Regions from separate parts of the Homo sapiens genome. Here region 1 is linked to region 2. The links are chromatin loops, found by intact Hi-C in ENCODE. Cell type or tissue: PC-3. All regions are shown on one strand.

Region 1 (2,500 bases), 53 kb after region 2:
AGGTCAGGAGTTTGAGACCAGCCTGGCCAACATGGTGAAATCCCGTCTCTATTAAAAATATAAAAATTAGCCGGGCATGGTGGTGGGAGCCTGTAATCCCAGCTACTCGGGAGGCTGAGGTGGGAGAATCACTTGAACCTTGGAGGCAAAGGTTGCCATGAGCCGAGATCGTGCCACTGCACTCTAGCCTGGGTGACAGAGTGAGACTCTGTCTCAAAAAAAACAAAAACAGAAACAAACAAGCAAAAAAAAAAAAAATATAGTGAGTTTATGAAGTGTTGAATGAGCTTTGAACATAAAGTTCTTTAAAATGACCCAAGCCTATTACTCATACAGCGCTGGTGGCAGTATACATTGACGTAACATTTATGCAAAGCAATCTGTTAATTTATATCAAAATTAAAAAAAAACAAAAAACAAACCTAAGAGTCTTTTGTACCATTGAGTGGGGGCAGCAGAAGTCTATGAGATTTTCTTCTCCTTGCCCTAGCATTCATTCACTCCTCTTATTCGATGTGTCTGCTGAACTATCCCTCTTCTTTGGTCTGAATTTTAACAATTATGCATTTTAAGTGTAAGATGATGATTGTTTTAGACAATTGGGTGATAAAAAGAAACCAGTAAAGTTAACTTTAAAAGCACCAGGGACCGGCCGGGCGTGGTGGCTCACGCTTGTAATCCCAGCACTTTGGGAGGCCGAGGCGGGCGGATCACAAGGTCAGGAAATCGAGACCATCCTGGCCAACACGGTGAAACCCCTTCTCTACTAAAAAAATAAAAAATAAATTAGCCGCACACGGTAGCAGGCGCCTGAAGTCCCAGCTACTCGGGAGGCTGAGGCAGGAGAATGGCGCGAACCCGGGAGGCAGAGCTTGCAGTGAGCCGAGATTGCGCCACTGCACTCCAGCCTGGGCGACAGAGTGCCCAGAGACTCCGTCTCAAAAAAAAAAAAAAAAAAAAGTACCAGAGACCAAATGAGAGGACAGGTAAGCTAATATAATGAGTACCTGAACTTGTACTTGCAAATGACTAAGTACTTGTGAAGCTCTTATTTTGTTGAGATCTTCTCTTACAGTTATGGATGGCCATATGACTAAGTGCTACTTAATGGGATGTAAGCAGAAGTTTTGGGTGGAGGTTCTGGGAAAGCTCTTTTAAAAGGAGGTTGACTCACCTGGCAAGCGTCCTGTTGCCTCTTCTCTTTTCTCTCTTCCTCTTTCCTTCAGCCTGAAATGCAGACATGATGGCTGGAGTTGCAGTGGTCATCTGGCAACCATGAGGCAAACTTTAGAGTGGAAAATGTGTGCTAAGAAGGACAAAGCAGCGAGACAGAAGGAGCATGGGACTTGGATGACTTCATGGGCTTGACATGCCACTAGTGGATTGCCTACCTCTGCCTGCAAAAGACAGAAAATAATCTCCCAATTTATTTAAGCCACTCTTTATTTAGTGTCGATTGCTAGCAGCTGAACACAATTCCTAAAGCATTCACTAACATCCATGTGGTGGCATCATCTTATCTTCAATACCCTTCTTCAGATGATGCTAGTGTGAACCTTACATGGAATATTTTGAACCACTGAGTTAGGGCATTGTGTCTCAGTCAATCTCTCCCTCCACTTCCAAACATAGTGCCTGATAAATAGTAGGTGCTCGGTTAAAATGGATTGACCATTCATGAGCCTGGCTAAGTCTTGAGCCATGCTAACTCTCACACACCAATCTTCAATTTGGCCAGGCTAGCTAAATCGAAGACTATAGCCATTGTGGTTCCTTGAACACAGTGAACAAACTTTACTTCACTTTGAAGGTAGTAGAGTCCAAAACCATCACAAAGGTATTTAATAAAGAGCCAATGAAAACATCAGATTAAGACAACTCAGAAAAGGCGATGATGATAGAGAAGAAATTATTGCTGTTAAATTAAGTTTAGCCTAAAGCTGCCACCTGATATATTTTAAGTTCAGCCTAACGGCATCTCCTCACAGAGTGACCTGTAACCTAACTGGATGTGTAAACAAACTATAACCTACTCTGGTGCCAACCACCGAGTTTTGGCTAATCACAGGCAGCAAACTGTTCAAATCGTGTGTGTAACCAATCTGGCTGTTTCTGTACCTCGCTTTCTTTTTGCTGCCTGTAAATCTTCTTCTTCCACACATTCGGAGCACCGGAGACTCTCTGAACCTATTCTGGCTTCCTGAACTGTGAATAGTTCTTTGATCAATTAAACTCTGTTAAACTTAATTTGTCTAAGGTTTTTCTTTTAACACCACACACCAAAAAGTAACTATGGAAGGTAATGGACATGTAAATTTGTGTGACTGTAGTCATCATTTCACTATATGTATATGTATATCAAAACATGTTGTACATCTTAAATATACACAACAAAAAATAAAAGACGAGATTCCAGACCTGCATTTCTTTTTCTTTCCTAATCCAGCTCTCTGTGGTATATTTTGTGTCTCTTGTTCATCTCTCCTGTCCTTTAGAGTAT
Region 2 (2,500 bases):
TGAATTTCTATCAATGCCACCAACACTAACTTCTTATTAACAGTCATGACACTGCTAATACATTCTCAACTTTTTAACTGGCTTTTACTCAGATTTAGGCCATCTCACATCTCCCTTAACTCAGGTCACTGTAAAAATGCTTATCAGACCAAGGTCAAGCTCAAAGAGTACCAAAGACCTCCCCGGCAGAAAGACATGCATCAACCCTACTGGGATGCCACAGTTTATCCAGCCCCTATCACTCCACTTAAACATAAACAATTAATGAAACACTCTCTAAACTACTTCACTGAACTCAAAATACACTAGCTTCAGCTACATTCCTTGAACTTAGAAATACAATTAATAAAGATAAAACTTGGCTGGGTGTGGTGGCTCACACCTGTAATCCCCAGCAGTTTGGGAGGCAGAGGCGGGAAGACTGCTTGAAGCCAGGAGTTCGAAACCAGCCTGGGCAACCAAGTAAGACCCCATCTCTATAAAAACTTTTTAAAAATTAGATGGGCACAGTAGTGTGAGTGCCTGTGGTCTCAGGTACTCAGGGAGGCTGAGGTGGGAGGGCTGCTTGAACCCAGAAGTTTGAGGTTGCAGTGAGCTGTGATTACACCACTGCACTCCAGCCTGGGTGACAGAGTGAGACTTCATGTCTTAAAATAAATAAATAAAAGATAAAACTTGAGTTTTGAGTAACTGATTAGTGAATCCATTCACATAGTCTTAGTTCACAAAGAACTAATCCATGTTATTTTTAGGTATTCACACACCAGCTGTGAATATGTTTAATAATAATCTCCTTTAGAATTTAACACCAAATAAATGTTTCTCTAAACAAGATACACAAATGGCCAATAAGCACATGAAAACAGGTTCAACATCTCTGGTCATCAGGAAAATACAAATTAAAACTTTAATGAGATGCCACTTCATACCTACTAGGATGGCTAGACTCAAAAAGTCAGGTAACAACCAGTGTTGGCATAGATGTGGAGAAACTAAACTTCCATACATTGCTGGTGGAAATGTAAAATGGTGTGGCCACTTTGTAAAATAGTCTGGCAGTTCCACAAAAAGTTCAACAAAGAGTTACCATATGACCTAGCCATCCCACTCCTAGGTATACAGTCAAGAGAAATAAAAGCATACATCCCAACAGTTGGACATGACTATCTACAACAGCATTAGTCATAATAATCCAAAACTGGAAACAACCCAAATGCCTATTAACTGATGAACAGATAAACAAAATGTAGTATATCCATGCAATTCAGCCATAAAAAGGAATGTAGTGACACAAGCTACCACATGAATCAATCTTGAAAATACTACACTAAAAAAAAAAATGCTAAGTTAAAGAAGCCAATCACAACACAACACATTTGATTCCATTTATATGAAATGTTCAGAATAGGCACATCTATTGAAACAAAGTACATTAGTGGCTGCTTAGGGCTAGAGGAGAGCTGGGGTGGTAACTAAAGGGCACAGGTTTTCTTTCTGAGGTGATTAAAATGTTCTAAAATTGACTGTGATGATGGTTGCACATATCTGTGAATATAACAAAAACCACTGAATTGTATACTTTAAGTGGGTGAATAGTATGGTATGTAAATTATATCTCAGTAAAGCTACTGAAAAAAATATCTAGGAGAATGAGAGATATTTTATCTTTTTCTTAGGCAAAACATTATCCAGGTTGTTTTACCATTAGTCAGAGTTCCATAAACTATGGATCTATACACTCATAACACATCTGGCATGGCTAAAGATCATTATCAAGAATCTCTAACAAACTAGTTAAATAATCATTAGGTTGAGAACAGAAGTGCTGAAACATGAACAATCCCTCTAATTCTCATTGATGGACTTTATCCCTGACATAAACACATCTGTATCTACATTCAGAAAACAAAAATGCTGAGAGGGTCAGAGCAAGATGGTGGAATACAAGCCAACACCAGTCACCCCCTCTCCAGGAACACGAAATTTTTACTATCTGCACACAGAAAAGCACTGTTACAAAAACCAAAAATCAGGTGAGCAATCACAGTACTTGGTTTTAACTTCATATCACTGAAAGAGGCATTGAGGAGGGCAGGAGAGGCAGTCTTGAATCCCTGACACCACCCCTCCCCTGCCACCCCAACAGAGGCCCTGCACTTAAGGGAGGGAGAGAATAGTGACTGGGGGACTTTACACTGAACTCAGTACTGCCCTGTCATAGTGGAGAGCAAAGCTGTGCTGGGCCAGAGGGAGCATTTGGACCAGCCTTGGCTAGAGAATTGCCCATCGCAGCGGTTGGAACTTGAGTTTCTCAGCAAGCCTTGCTAATGTTGGCCAAAGTACTCTGGAGTCCTAGGTAAACATGAAAGGCTGTCTAGGACACAAGCACTGCAATTCCTAGGCAACTCCTAGTGCTAGGCTGGACTCAGAGCCAGAGGACTAGGTGGCACATGACCTAGGGATACACCCGCTGGGGGGCCTAAGGGAGTGCTTCCACCAC

The links. Hi-C counts contacts between places; a loop is a spot of excess contacts. Peaks named below come from ENCODE experiments on the same cell type or tissue, not always from the same donor. Only the 100,000 strongest peaks of a DNase experiment are listed, where the experiment ranks them.
Region 1: a loop joins it to region 2, with 9 times the contacts of the local background. A loop is called at or near these places in 1 of 110 quality-filtered maps.

Annotation. Positions count from the first base shown.
Region 1 is chrX:40,771,352-40,773,851 of GRCh38, forward strand. No RefSeq gene overlaps it. Among named protein-coding and RNA genes, the nearest start is that of MED14OS, 37 kb to the left of the region's middle. In PC-3, no CTCF peak of the experiment used is centred here; a DNase peak (open chromatin) is centred at 1,130; H3K4me3 peaks cover 567 bases; H3K27ac peaks cover 2,441 bases.
Region 2 is chrX:40,718,191-40,720,690 of GRCh38, forward strand. All of the region lies in intron 3 of MED14 (mediator complex subunit 14), which reads right to left. Among named protein-coding and RNA genes, the nearest start is that of MED14, 16 kb to the right of the region's middle. In PC-3, no CTCF peak of the experiment used is centred here; a DNase peak (open chromatin) is centred at 1,201; H3K4me3 peaks cover 392 bases; H3K27ac peaks cover 1,861 bases.